Linked DNA regions of Mus musculus: region 1 is linked to region 2. The links are chromatin loops, found by intact Hi-C in ENCODE. Cell type or tissue: heart. All regions are shown on one strand.

The links. A loop is a pair of places that touch in the nucleus more often than their neighbours do. Peaks named below come from ENCODE experiments on the same cell type or tissue, not always from the same donor. Only the 100,000 strongest peaks of a DNase experiment are listed, where the experiment ranks them.
Region 1: a loop joins it to region 2, with 2.7 times the contacts of the local background. A loop is called at or near these places in 3 of 42 quality-filtered maps.

What each region holds. Positions count from the first base shown.
Region 1 is chr4:6,222,103-6,230,102 of GRCm38, reverse strand. No RefSeq gene overlaps it. Among named protein-coding and RNA genes, the nearest start is that of Ubxn2b, 35 kb to the right of the region's middle. In heart, a CTCF peak has its summit at 4,633 (motif pointing left); DNase peaks (open chromatin) are centred at 4,642, 6,832 and 7,282; H3K27ac peaks cover 449 bases.
Region 2 is chr4:6,361,972-6,369,971 of GRCm38, reverse strand. Sdcbp (syndecan binding protein) reads right to left here and starts at 4,292. Exons shown (of 9, transcript NM_001098227.1): 1 at 4,213-4,292. In heart, no CTCF peak of the experiment used is centred here; DNase peaks (open chromatin) are centred at 4,031 and 4,301; H3K4me3 peaks cover 2,542 bases; H3K27ac peaks cover 1,468 bases.

The DNA of each region.
Region 1 (8,000 bases), 140 kb after region 2:
TTTTCGTGAAGAGTAATAACTGAGATCAAAATTTGGTTTAAAACAGTAAACACCCAAACCCACCAAACTAAAATAAATTGTATTCCTAAGGTAAGTTTATTTTCTTTGTTTTATCATGAATTCCTCACATGAATTTAGCATGAATTCCTTATATTCTATAAGACACTCTAAGACCACTGAACACTGTGCTTTAAGGATATCATGTTCTTTCATAGGCATGTGTGGATGGTTTGGAAAGCATTAGGGTTTGGAAAATACTGTAGCGGTCCTGAACATTTTCACTGACTATATTTGTGAATGTTATTCTTTACCAGATATCTCACACATGTAACTAGACTAGTGTGTGTGTGTGTGTGTGTGTGTGTGAGAGAGAGAGAGAGAGAGAGAGAGAGAGAGAGAGAGAGAGAGAGAGAGAGAGACTAGGGATTGGACCTAGGACTGTGTATGCACTAAACAGGCACTTGAACATTAAAATACACTTCCTCTTTAAAATGTTTCCAGTAAGACCTGCCAAATTTTCTTATCAGAAAACTAACAAAGAAGAGAAGAACACAAGCTATATTTTCCTAAATTCACTTAGTACTTCTCAATGACTTGAGTCATTTCTCTATCTTTAAATCCATCTGAGCATCTTCAGGCACACATTGAGTACCTACTTTTGTGAAATAGAAGGAGAACTGAAGGACTGTGTTTCGATCTTCTATCTTTACTGAAATTGTATGTGTTTGAGATACACAATGTGACATATTGACAGACACACAAGACTGTAGTGATTACCACAGTGAAAGAAATTAGTGTATCATGTTACACATACTTTGTGGTGAAAACACTTGAGATCTGCTCAGCAGTTCTCAAACATACATTTAGTATTATATTGTTCTTCAGCGCTTATTCATCTTAGAACTCAGTCTGTGGAGATGAGTCAGTATCCCAGTCTGTAATGACATTTACACCCCGATCTGTAGTAACCGTTCTGTCATTACAGTGAGCTCATGTTTTTCCTTCCCACACTGCACCACGTAGTATTTGTCTTTGGCCTTAGGGTTATTTCCCTTAGCACAGCATCTCCCAGGCTTGACCATGTTATCACAAATGGCAAGGGTCCCTTCTTTTTAAAGGCTAATAGCCCTGTTATATGTATGCATCAGTCTAACTGTTAACCTCTTGTAGAACACTTAGGTTGATACTATCTTCTGTCTATTGTAAACATGCCGCATTAAACACAGGGATGAATATATTTCAAGACAGGGATGCTATTCCCTTTGGCTATATACTGAGTAATGGTGGCTGTGGAGCTGGACTTTTTTCTACAGTGGCTATACCAAATCACAGTGTCTGATAGCTGCATTCTGCAGATGAGAGAGTTGAAGCTTCAATGTTGATGGGAATGATTCATCTTGGTTATCTCCTTCACCAGGAAGAGATGTCTAGGGAACTGGTAAAGTATGTTCTTATTCCTGAGTACATCTGTGAGGGAATTTGTAGAGACAACTGGTATGTGGGTCAAGGAAGTGACCTACAGTCAGGGTGAGGCAGTATACAATAAACTAGAAGACTGGAATAAAAAGTGGCCTACTGCTTTCTGAGTAGGCATGTTTTCACTAGTACCATTGTCCACAGACAGCCGAGTTCAGACTCATTCTTTGACTCTTCAGGAGGCACCTGGACCTTCAGCATTGAACTATGGCTCAACCACTGGTTTCCATTATTCTCAGAATTCCTATTTCCATGAACGAGCAGCTACTATGTTCAGCAGCTTTCCAGGTTACAGAAAACGCCAGTAGTACTATTTAGCTTATGATTTTATAAGCTAGTTTAATAATGCTAAATGAGTATGTGCACACATGTGCATTTCCTGTTAGGCCTCTTTCTCTGATGGAGCCTAGTACATTGGTGGTATGAGGAATTTAGGATACTCAACTCCTATGCTAATCCCCACTCATTTTAGAATTCTGCCCCTCAAGTCTCTGTTATTGGACATGGTAATTATAAATTTGCACCAGCAACCAATATATTGGGAAAAGATCTTTACCAACCCTACATCTGATAGAGGGCTAATATCCAATATATACAAAGAACTCAAGAAGTTAGACTCCAGAGAACCAAATAACCCTATTTAAAAATGGATTAAAGAGCTAAACAAAGAATTCTCAACTGAGGAATCCCGAATGGCCAAGAAGCACCTAAAGAAATGTCATCAGGGAAATGCAAATCAAAACAACCCTGAGATTCCACCTCACACCAGGCAGAATGGCTAAGATTTAAAACTCAGGTGACAGTAGATGCTGGTGAGGATGTGGAGAAAGAGGAACACTCCTCCATTGTTGGTGGGATTACAAGCTGGTACAACTACTCAGTTTGGTGGTTCCTCAGAAAATTGGACTACCTGAGGACCCAGCAATACCACTTCTGTATACCCAGAAGATGCTCCAACATGTAATAAAAACAGATGGTCCACTATGCTCATAGCAGCTTTACTTATAATAGCCAGCAGCCGGAAAGAACCTAGATGTCCCTCAACAGAAGATTAGATACAGAAAATGTGATACATTTACACAATGGATTACAACTCAGCTATTAAAAACAATGACTTCATGAAATTCTTAGGCAAATTCATGGAACTAGAAAATACCATCCTGAGTGAGTAACTCAATCACAAGAGAACACACATGGTATATATTCACTGAGAAGTGGATATTAGTCCAGAAGCTGAGAATACCCACAAAACAATTCACAGATCACATGAAGCTCAAGAAGAAGGAAGACCAAAGTGTGGATATTTTGGTCCTTCTGAGAAGGGGGAACTAAATACCCATGGGAGGAGTTAGTTACAGAGACAAAGTGTGGAGCAGAGTGCGGGAAGCTGGTACGGCCGCATGGGCCTAGATGGCACCCTGGCCCATTGCCAGGCCCCGAGAACCCCACATGTTTACTGCCTTGACCGAGCATGCGCAGTGAAAACGCATGCGTGAGCTGCCTGCCAGGTTGGATTGTTCCTCGTGATCCGGACGTGTCAGCCTATCGGTGACCGACCTGAGCTCATGCCTGGAGCGTGTGTGATTTCTGATTGGATGAGGTGGGGTGGAGCGAGATGAGGTCAGTCGGGGTGAGTATAAGAAGGTTGTTGTTGTTGTTGCTGCCCTTGCCTAAGTGGAGAGGTTGTTGTAAGTAAAGCTGCAAGAAGGAGTAGAAGAAGCTGCTGGGGAAGAGAGCTGTAGGAGAAAAGGCCACAAGTAAAGAAGCTGCTGCGTGAACCTGCCTTGGCGTCCGTGTCGTTCTTGTCTCTGCGGAAGAAAGGACTGCGACAGCAGAGACTGAAGGAAAGGCTATCCAGAGACTGTCCGACCTAATCTATCCCATATACAACCACCAAACCCAGACACTATTGTGGACGCCAGGAAGTGCATGCTGACAGGAGTCTGATATAGCTGTCTGCTGAAAGGCTCCACCAGTGCCTGACAAATACAGATGTGGATGCTTTCAGCCAACCATTGGACTGAGCACAGGGTCCCCAATGGAGGAGCTAGAGAAAGTATCCAATGAGCTGAAGAGGTTTGCAGCCCTATAGGAGAAACAACAATATGAACCAACTAGTACCCCCAGAGTTCCCAAGGACTAAACCACTAACCAAAGAGTGCACATGGAGGGACCCATGGTTCTAGCCTCATATGTAGCAGAGGATGGCCTTGTCTGTCAGCCATCAATGGGAGGAGAGGCCCTTGGGCCTGTGAAGGTTCTTTGCCCCAGTGTAGGGGGAAAGCCAGGGCCAGAAAGTGGGAGTAGGTGGGTTGGTGATCAGGGTGAGATGGGGGAAGATAGGAGATTTTTTTTTTTTTAAAGATTTATTTTATTATTATATGTAAATACACTGTAGTCTGTAGACACTCCAGAAGAGGGCATCAGATCTTGTTGAGGATGGTTGTGAGCCACCATGTGGTTGCTGGGATTTGAACTTTGGACCTTTGGAAGAGCAGTCGGGTGCTCTTACCCACTGAGCCATCTCACCAGCCCCCGATAGGAGATTTTTGGAGGGAAACCAGGAAAGGAGATAACATTTGAAATGTAAATAAAGAAAATATCTAATAAAAAATTTGCCTCATTAGTTTCGAGAGATACAGATCAAAGTAATTGACTTTGGTAAGAATTGATGACTGCAAAGGTATAGGAAAACCAAGAAGTGAAATTCAAGAAACAGAATATAGGCAAGCAAATAGGAATGGAAGCAATGTGAATTTTAAAAAGGAAAGACTACTACATTTTATGTTGATGCATTCAAATGGATACTGTACTAAGGAAAGTAAACACAGTGAGGCAAGCCACATGATTTACATACAGGAAGAAACTTTGTAAGTAATTCACTCAAGTGATGTTTACATCGAAAAGCACAGGGCCTACTGAAGTGATAGCACCAATGTGTTTATAAACTATTATCACACTACTGAAATGTTAATCACATTAGGCTATCACATCTGTAGGGGGGACAGACAGTGCAGGTCACAAATGGCATTGCTAAATGATTATTTGTGTCTGGGTTAATCCTGGTAACTAACAAGTACTTTTGATCCCATTATAGCAAAGGCAATGAGACTGATGAAATTCTTTCCTAGTGTCTGCTCGCCCCCTGGTGGAGAAAATCAGTAACTACATGCTCACAATGCTTTGCCCTCAGCAGTAAGGAACACGGGCTGAGAATACCAGGACCCTTGGCCCGAAGGATTCATTTCCAGGTGCTGTTGAAAACTGTGACCATTGCTTCACTAATTGTTACCTCACATAGCCCCTCCCCTACACATATCGACAGTAGAGATGCAGGGTTTTTGCCTATTGTCACATGTCGTGTTTTTGGAAGAAGTGAAATACAGTAAAACAACTTTTGAAAAATGTGCATGTGTGTGCTGGCATGCTTGAATGTGGAGATCAGTGGGCAAGCTCAACGCTGGCCTCATCTTGTTTGAGACAGGGTCTCTTTGTTGTTCATGGCTATGTAGTCCAGGCTAGCTATGAAGTCCTGTGAGCTTCAGAAATTCTCCATCTTAGCCCTCCAATTGCAGAAGTTGCAAGTGACCTTGTGCAGCTTTAGGTAGGTGAGTTTTAGAGAGAGAGAAACAGTACATTGAACTGGGTGAGTAGTTACCATATCTGCTTACACAGAATATAATCTACAAAATCAAGTTTGGCAACTTCAGCCACACACCGAGCTTAAGCCTGGACTGGACTATATTCACATACATGCATGCATTTATGCACACAAAAGATGGGGGCTCCCAACATACAGCACGGAACTTTGGTATGTAAAGAACTTCAAAGGGAACTGTAAGGTCCAAGAAGCGACCTAAGCTAAGTGTCTGGCTCCTGCCTCACCAGTCCTCCTGATGTGACTTATTAAAACTGGATGTCCTCTTCTTCAAAATGATAAGACTTGAAGTCTTCTCCGGACAGCAAGCAGTCTCCTTTCTCCTTCCAGCTCTGGTTCCAGAGGCCCCTGGATTATGCACGGAGAGTCCCCTGAGCCCTCAGGCCTTGCTATGGCCATTCATTCAATTACAGCTGTCCACTCCTCAAAGGACCTAAGCATAAAGCTTTCCATGGGGCTTGGGTCTTCGTATTTACAGGCAACTGGTACATAAAACATGCAGTGAGCATGCACACACCTTTGCCTTTGGCCTTAGGAGACAGATGTGAGACTTGTGTAGCGGATAACTCCTCGTTCCATCTCCAATTACCCCAAATGGTAGAGCAATGGAAGACAAACCACAGCCATGATGGCGGGATTGCTGACTTCATCATTGCTGATTTCTGGAAGTCAGTTAGCATTTCTCCCATGAAAATCTTGTTTGTTCCTCTCACCTTTCAGTGACCTCAGAATGGCTATATGAAATAATGCATGGAAAAAAGGATTTTAAGTTACTATTATTTGTAGATATATCTCATTTAAAAATCCAATGTCCTTTGTGCTTTTAGCATGAACTGATTTGCATAATTGAGCCATTCAGAATATAATCAATGATAATGTCTAGAGATTCATCCAATTATCAAGCATTTGGCAGCTGAACAGGCTCCAATGTGAGTCTAATTTTATATGTGAAACATTCTTGACAGAGGGCATGTTTGTAATACAGCTTTGTAACCCTCAGTGAGAGCTTATAACAACCAACTACGCTCTGCCTTGTCCATGTTGTTGGCACAGCTCTGACTACACCAGGCTCCTCCCCCTACTCCTTTTAGAATGGAGAACTTACTGTCCCAAGCAAAATTCCCAGGAATCTAAAAGCCTAGGGAAGCCATATTTAGAAGCATATGAAGGGCTTGTGATACAGACCGGTCACAGAGCAAATACCCAGCCAGCACGTACCTGGCTTGAGTTTAATTACCAGTTCTGAAAACAACAGAAAACAGGGCACCCAAAATGCTTTAAATAGGCAGAAAAATGAGTGGAAGTGAAGGCTTCTAAGTTGGAGAACTTCCACGTGTTTGGACATGAACAGAGCAAAGGCAGGAATCAACTATTATTTGCAGAATAAAGAATGAATAACCATGCTTTTCCATATATTTAAATGCCATTATCCAATGAAATCTTAGCTTTCCATAATCACTTATAAAAGTGAAATTGAGACTTACTTGCATATATGAAATAAAAAAGCATAAATAAACTTCTAGAAATGTACATATCTCATTATTTTCAGATAGATTAAGATGGGTTCTCCTTATTAAAAACTACCATTTTAGGAGAAGTGAAAAATAACTTGTGACTTGTCTGGCAGCCCTTTGCAACTGGGTGCAAGCCAAACTTATCTCATAGCCAATATCACCAAGGAATAGGCACAACAACCTGGAGTTGCGTCAGTATGCTGCCGTCTTCCTTACACCAAAACCAGATTAAACAAAAATAAGAACAGGAAGAGCCCCAGATGCCTGGGAGGGAATACAGCTGTGCTAAGAGTGACTTACTTCATGGACTGCACAGACAATGCTTCTTGCTATCAGGAGCTTTAGGGCTGGGTTTTGTCAAGTATAATTAAAATCCATGTATGTAAGTAAAAATGAATCTGTTGAGTTTATTATTTTGGGATATCAAAATGTAGACTTCCACCACATCTTTCTCAAAATAATTCCAAGAACACTGAAACACATGCATGTTTGCGGAGTTTCTTATGTGCTTATAAAGGTTATTTGGAAATCCGTAACTACAGGCCATTTCTGCTGCCTCTGCTTGCGTGGGAGATTGCACAATGGAGTATAGTCAGAGAACAAGAACAATATATCATGAAAGTGAGACATCTTTAGAGGTGCAGCCAATTTAGAGCTGGGCCAAAATCAACAGCTCCTCATGCTGGATTATGCAAGATGTCTGCTGCCCTGTTGTTAAGTCTCTATTATCATTTGCTCTTCTGACGCTTCTTAATCTAAAAGATTATTAAATATATTTTAATGGACACTCAATTTACTAGTTATATTTTCTGAACTGCTCTTTCACATTTTAGGGGCATCGGTAGCCATGTGAAATTAATGAAAAGTGAGTAGATATTATGTTAGCACCGAGGTCTGTATAAAGATACAAACTTATTTCAGACTACATGACCGTGACCTTATGGTTGCTTTTGAGCAAACAAATAGAAACCATTCAGCAGGTTGAAAACTTTCCACTGGATCTGGCTGCGGAGAGCAGAGCTCAGTTCATCAGCAGAACGTTTTAAATAACGGATCACCAAGGAGAACAAAGACAAGGAAGTGCAGATGGAAAATTCCATGGGAACATCACGGTTGCACGTTCCTCTCCTTGAAGGGGAATGTCTGTTGTACAGACCATTTCCCTCTCCCCTGAGTGTACCAGAGGTCAGAGTTACTCTCAGACACAGGACTCTTAGTAGGATCTCCCTTATTGTCACACTTCTGCAATCAGCGCACACAGACAGGGACTCAGAAAACATCTCCTGCTGTTAGTTCCCCAGGAAGGAGTTCCTTGGGTGTTTCCAGCCATTACCAAGGACAGCCACTGGGCA
Region 2 (8,000 bases):
AAGTGTCAGAAGTATTTAGCTCTTTTTTGCAGAACTATGACTACTCTTGACTCTTTATAATAACCAATGCCAATTACAAGATAATACCAGGGAAGAGTTCTCATGTTAATCCTTTAGAACTCCTATTAAAGCACAGAATTCTGCTGCCAGGTCTTCTATTCAGGAGTGATGGCATGATGCATCACCCAGTGCTCCTGAAATCAAAGCAGCCCCAGAAGTCCTTGCCATCTGTGGGGTCTGCCTGCAACCTCCTGCTCTGTGCTCATCTTATCCCTTGGAAAGAACCCATCCTTTCAGCAATCAGCCCTTCAGGCATGTGTGGCCTACCCCAGACTGGTCGAAACCATAACACTCTGCCATGGCATATGAAGAACCCTGAACCCATGGGAACAGTAAGGCCTTAGAAGATAACTCCCCAAAGACTTTCTGTTAAGAAGATTCTTTTTCTCCTAATAATTTGGGCAATACCAGAGTCTCCTCACAAAACATGAAGACAACAACAACAACAAAGAAAGACTACAAAAAATATTATCTCCAGATAATATTTGGTGCCTTCTAGAAAGGACGGTTACTTCAGGTGGGAAACCTGAGAGTGATGCTCTATCACTACCAACTGCTCTGCTGTTGTTCGGAGCAATCCTATTATCCCTGTAGACATGGTTTGGAAAAACCAAGCGTCTGATGAAGTAACTTCTAGATTAGTAAGAACTTTCTATCTGTCCCCCAACACCCTCAGAGCAATATATGTCACTTAGGCCCACACAAAAATTGAAATAAGGGAAGTGATATTTTGGAAGAACTAGGATTTGGTTTTTGCGGCTACTGCTGCTGCTGAGTCTAATAAGAAAGCCAAAATTCTGCTCTTTCAGCCACAGCTGCAGAGAAGAAAGCTAAGGAGAAAGGTGGTGCAGGTGAGACCAGCTGGTGAATTCTAGGTCTAACATGAAGAACCCGATCATATACACTGGGAGGTTTTGGATGGAATCCTTCTAAGCAAAATTCTTCAAGCCTGAGAACCAGTGAGTAAACAACTTAGTTCTTTTAGTTGGAGAAACAAATCCCGTAGTCAGCAGGAAGAGCTCTGTCCTGCAGCACTTCCAGAAAAGTCCCAGCCATCCTCTCTCACTAAGATGGTACGGGTTTTTTTTAACAACTTTTATTTGTATTCCAAATTTCCTGTGCATCATTTGTAGAGGCCAACTGTAGATAAATAAGAGAGATGACCAGAAGGAACTAGTAATGTAGGCACTTTTAAAAATCAACTGCACCAATTATTCTATTTAATGTTTATAAGCCTAAGTGAAAATTCTCTTTAAATAAGAACAATAATGGGTACTCCCTCACCATAATCCTAAGCCACTCAAGTTATTAAAGATACTGTATTTGACCACAGAAATAAAAAAAATTAACGAAAAGTATTGACATAACTCATTGATCGTTGTGATCTGGAATTAGTATTGTGTTTTAATGACCCAAATACAAGAAAAATCAAAAGCAATGATGTGCTGGAACAAAGATAATAGTTGAAATCTTCACAATGGTTAAAAGATAGGACCACATATTCTAATTGGGGAAATTAGCGCAAGTCAAATATGTGGCCCATTTCAACTATGTATAATCAAACCCAAATACTTTGGAATGGCTTAGTTTTCCTTCGTTGAAATCACTCTTAAAATTTCCGGTAATGTTCCACTGTGGAACTTTTCACTTCAGACAACTAAATACAAATAATTTAAAAGCATAAATAAGAAAAAGTGTTGTGTTGAATTCAAATAAAATAATAAGGACCTTGGTTGTCCAGAGGGACAAAAGACAATCCTTGTAGTTCATATAATGTGTCAAAGAACATACCTGAATCAATCCTAACAGAAATTCTGTGACCACATGGAATGAACACACCACACACACACACACACACACACACACAGTGAAAGAGAACTCACTTAGGTCAGGTCCCAAGAGAAGTATTTGACTTTAGCTAATCTTCAGATAAAAACTACCTCAGGCATAAAAAAAAAAAAGTTCCCAGGAGTGGGGGCAACGACTGGACTGTAAAAAAATAAATAAACCAAACATCCCAGGGGCTTCTGATGATCAGCCACTGAGACCTGCGCCCATATGTGTCACAGGTTAGTATAGGGTCTATAGAGGGGAAGCGGTTACCCTTCATTACAGCTGTAAGAGGAGCTGGAGCTGTTGTGATCTGTTGTGATGTGACAGGAGTCTTGCAGGGGGAGAGCCTTCAGCTCGGAAACGTGGAAGGAGGTTCTGCTTATTCTCCGTCAGGAGTGGGGCCCAGGAAGGTTCAGACCATGTACACTAGTAGGGCACACTAAGAAGGTGACAAAGTTAAAACTGTAGAGTTGTTGTGAGTCTGGGCCCCAGGGGCCTAGGTTCCTGGCAGGTCTGTATGCAGGAGCTCCAAGGAACACATGCTGTTCAGTTCCCAGCACCCATTCTTGGGGCAACTGACAAAACCACTAATTCAACCCCACAGGCACGCTGACTCTGGCCTCTCCACTCCCTGCACTCCCCATCCCACTCCCACGTATGTACACACACACATACACACACACACACACACACCATTTTTTAAAAAGCTAGCGGAAAGAAACTATCATTTTTTAAATATAGTTGTTCAAAGCCTTTTACAATTTTAAGAAAGTTAAGTATAAGAGGAGTAACTCCTACAATTTAGACATCTGCTCCAATTATAACTCCAGACACAGTAAGACCGCTTCATGTCTTTAGTTGACATGTACTTGCAAAGGGTGACAATCATACCTACTAGCTTGGTCACAGTGACACTGACCAAAACACAGCCAAACTTAACCATAACTGAAAGTTATAATCCAAAATGTTATTACTAACTGGAAAAACAGACACATACAGCAGAAAATCATGCCTTCCTCAGTGTTAAACTGAGGGAAACATATTTACATGTCTGACCATAGAGGCACTATCTGAACCAGTACCTAAGACCGTAAAAGAACTGGCCTGCCAGAGGAAATATGGCTGGCTGGTGGGCACAACCAAAGCCTATGCCAAGCACAGGGGAGGTTTTATACTGTATGCTCTACATTTTAAATGCTTAAAATTTTGAGCCATATGTTTACTAATTACATCCTTAAAAGCTAAAATTTTCAGTAAGTGTTGCAACATTTGGCAATTAATAAGTACAAGGAGAACGATTATTAAATGTATAAGTATTTTAAAGTGTGTGGGTGTCTTTTACAGTCTCTGGATGTTTACTACCTAAGAGAAAGTGGCAAAAATGGGGGGAAGTCGGTGAGCCGTGCTCATTTTAAAGGGCTGCTTAATTCAAAAGTGCATCAAAATCTTAATCAGCCCTTTCTTGTTCATGATTTTTAAATCCTCTTTAATAGATCCAGCACAGCTAAAATCTGCTTCCAAAGTTAAGTGACTCTGGCTATAATGGAGTAATTGTTTACTGAGCCTTCTCGTCATTCCATTTCCTTATTTCCTGGTGCAAGTCATCTGATCAGTAATACTTACGTACCACTTAAGACCTACCAGTTTAAGGACCTAAGTTGTTAACAGGATGAAAAGGCATATTTTCTGCTTTGTCCTATCCTCACATCGGGAAAATGAGAGTACAAATCTGCTGAACTATATCACCTTGACATTTCAAAAGTAAGACAATTGACCAGGGCAGCAGCTATTTTCAATATAACTTTCGTTCTTAAACATTTGTTCTCGGTGTAAAGCGTGCGTGTTAAGAATTTAAAACTCTACACTTTCTAAGTAATTTACCTAATGGAAAACAAAACAAAACAAGAAAAAAAAAAGCTATGTGTCGAAGATAGGACGAATACAACAAACGATCCCACACACTCCACGGCTCCATAACTGCACTTCTGAAACTGGAAACTTTCCACGTCTGTACGCCTCCCTCCGCCCCGTATTAGAAGGAAATCCTCCAAGGAGATCTGAGTCACCAGACCTCCGGAGACCGTTCCTGGTGCACACACCCCGCTGCAAGCCCTGGCCCTCCCTGCCCCCTTCCAGAGCAGCGGCTCCGCAGCTAACCGTTGTCACCTCCGGTCCGTCGCGCCCTGCCAGCCGTCCGGAAGCCGCTGAGGACGCCACCGAGTGCGGGCGAGGACCCGGCCAGACCCACCCGGGGCCCGAAGCAGAGCGCCGGACCAGCTCCGAGACCTGCCGGGGCCCGGGACCCCCGCGGCCACTCACCTGCCCCGAGGACCGCGCCGCTCCTGCTGCCCGCTCCAGCTCCACACAACCGAACCTCGGGGCCCGCCCTGCGCGTCATCACCGCCCCCGCCTTCCGCCGCGCAGGCGCAGGCGCACGCGCCGTCCCCATGACAACGCGGCACAGCCCGAGCGACCACCAGCCCACCCTCCCTCTACGAAATCCTCCCAACTCCCGGCTCCAGCCTCGGTTCCCTGGCAGCCCCCGCCGCCTTTTACTACCCTTTGTTCCCAGAACGAATGCTCATTGGCTGCTGACTGTTACTCTCGGTGTTGAACACACACACACACACACACACACACCCTGAAATAAATAAAACCCACATTCTAATCTTAAAAACACGGACTATGTGCTTTCTGAGAGTTGATGGTGCTGATAGGGGAATCCAGATGTTTGGGGTGTACATGAATATGTGAAACTGACAATATCTACACCAGTCCATGGCTGAGGCCATTTCCTAGTAACAGTATATGACATCATTGGCATGCAAGCAATTGTCTATCTAAATTATTCATCATCACAGTCATTTGAAATTTTATCTCTGGTAAAACAATAAGCATTACATGACAAGAGGAATGAAAATGTGATGCTCCAGGGAGAATATGGCTTAACTGATGAACAACTTGTAAAACGAGTTACGGGATGGAAAAGGAAGAAATACAGTTCTATTCACAGCTGGCAAGATTATCTATGTAAACAAAGAGAAAATAAACACCAGTAAGCAGAATAAGCAGCTACAGCAAGGTTGCTACGATACACGGTTAATATACACACGAGTCAATTACTTTCCTATCTGCACGAAATGAGCAATTGGAATTGAATATTAAAAATATATCAAGATAAAATACTTAGCTACAAGCCTAGTTGAATGAATATCTGTGTGAAGGAAAACTCCTAATTAGAATTTCATGCTGTGGAAATAAATAGGTTGGAATGTCGAAAGTCCAGAGGAAGATCACCATATCTTGGGCTAAATCCTGGCCCTCCAGAACAGCCATTCCTTGTTTCCCTGTGTCTAAACTAACATCTTGTGACAATAAACAACAGGTCTTTAGAATCTATTGAATTAGCAGGCAACTAGCTTCTACCAATCCAAATGCTTAGAATGCCACCAGAAAACACCTTGCGTCTTACAGAAAGGTTCCCTGAACCTCACCCCCACTGCCTTGTCCTGCCTCTCTGAAGTAAGCGCCTATGTATTGTAAGCTTGCCTTGACTGATGACTTCCTCTGTCCTGTAAAATGGTGCACGCCTTTAATCCCAGCACTTGGGAGGCAGAAGCAGGCAGATTTCTGAGTTCGAGGCCAGCCTGGTCTACAGAGTGAGTTCCAGGACAGCCAGGGCTACACAAAGAAACCCTGTCTCAGAAAAACAAACAAAAACAAAAACAAAAACTATGAGAGCTACTTGAGGCTACTTGTTGGAACATAGAATTTGAAGTAACCTAAATCTGTGTTCCCAGGCCATGGTCACTCAAAATGGTTCCAAAATCAACTATCTCTTATCACCTTTAAGATGAGAGCTGCGGTTTCTTTGTGTTGACAGGGAGTTCTAAAGAAAATGAAAGATCTGAGTAAAGTGGGGGACGCCCACCTTTATACATAGGAAGAAAGATTTTATGGAGATGTCAGTTCTGCCCACCATCTATAGATCTCATCCAATCTCAGTCAAAATCCTATCAAGTCATAGATACCAACAAGCTGGTTCCACAGTTTGTGAGAAAAACAAAACACCAAGGCGGGCAAGATGGTTTAGTGGAGTGAAAGCATTTGCTGAAAAACAAACAAAAAAAACAAAAAATACTGTCAACCTGGAAAGAGAGAGCCAACTGGAGATGTTGTCCTCTGACTTCACATGTTTGTGCTGTGTGGCAGGAGAACTGTACACATATACATGGGCACACACACAAACAGTAAATAAACTAATCATAAAGGATGCTGAAGAAGATAAAATATGTAGCTTGAGGGTGTTTTACTGTGGCTACAAGAACAAATTACCAAAGGCTAGGTGGTTGGAGCAACGGAACAGGGAATACCTGTTATATCTTGAGTTACCTAAAGACTTTGGATCTAACAAGGACCCACCTCCTAATGTGCAGATAGCCAACTTCTCATTGCAACTAAAAGACAGGAGAGAAAAACAAGGGGCGATGAGGAAAGAAGAGGGGAAGAGGAAGGGAAGAAGGGCAGAGTTCATGAATCACACTACAGAGTGGGCTTCCTTGTAGGAACTAGAATTAGAGACACGAAAATTCTGTTCATAACAGCAGTAACTCAGTACAAAACTCCTTTGATGGTATAGCATAGTAATCAAGGGAGAGTAGAGATGACAGGCAATGAAGCAGAGAAATAGAATCAACAAATGCACCGAATAGATCTTGACAAAGAAGCAAAGTCACACAGCTGTGAGTTCGACCCCTCTGTATCATGAAGGAGAAGATGAAGAAGAAACAAACCTAACAGCAGCCATTTTACAAGCCTTTAATCTCAGCACTCAGGAGGCAGAGGCAGGAGTTCAAGGCCAACCTGGTCTACAAGTAAGATCCTGGACAGCTAAGGATTACATAGAGAGAGAGAGAAACCCTGTCTGAAAATAACTAAAAGCCGGGCAAAAGTTCTGAAAGATACAGATGGAGAGCAATTTGAAAAGAAATTCAGAATCCTGTAAAAGTAGGAGACTGCAAATTTAAAAATGAGACCACCATCCGCATCTATCAGAAAGCTAAAATTCAAAGCACTGGTAACACCGACTGCCAAGAAGAATGGTAAGACACTCATGAGCCCAGCCACTGGACAGCAGTGTAGAACTTCCTTACAAATCGAACTGTGGTTCTCTCATAGGAATGATGTTCAAGAAACATTAGCCGTGCTTCTGGGCACGTAGCTGAAAAGTTATGTTCGCAACACAACTGCCCATGAATATTTATATCAGAGTATTGATTATTACCAAAGCAGGTCACAAGATGTTCTTCAAGAGATAGAGAAAACGTTGGGGAAGGGTTCCATCGGTAAAGTGCTGCCTTGAAAGCACAAAGACCAGAGTCTCAGCCCCAGAACTCACAGCAAAAGAAACTTGGGGTGGTGGTACAAGATGGCAATCTCAGCACTAGGGTGGCAGAGGCAGCTGGGTTCTGGAGGTTTCCTGGCCTGTCATCTTAGCCTAGTCAGTGAGTTCCGGACATTAAGAGATACTATCTCAAGAAACAGAGTGGACAGTTGCCAGGCTGCGTGTCTGGCTCACTGTTAGAGTCCCAGGAGTGCTGCCCGCGTGCTGCTCAGGGTAAGCAGATACAGTGCGTAATGGAGATCCTCAGTTCGTGCTTTTCCCCAATGGGAAATAGCTGAACACTCAGGGCCTTTCTATTTCGGGTTAGCATGGAGAACTCCAGGGTTTCATGCTCCTTGACTTCCCTCAGATAGAGGCCAATGTGGGGGACAAGATCAGAACTGGAGAAAACCTGCACCAAGCTCAGAGCCTTAGAAATTAATTAGCAGAGTTTTCCTACAGACAGTATCTGAGGAAGGATATGGTACCCATGGTTGACCTTTAAGCTTCCCATGCATGGATGCAAACGTGCATGTGCAGCTGCATACACAGGTGCCTGTGTGCACTCCTGTGTACATGTGCAAATGCATGCACACACAGACACACAGGGATACACAGACACATGTACACACACACACACACACACACACACACACACATGCCTAATGAGCTATAAAGCCACAAAAAGACATGAGAAAGGTCACTATATCAATATGTGGCTTCA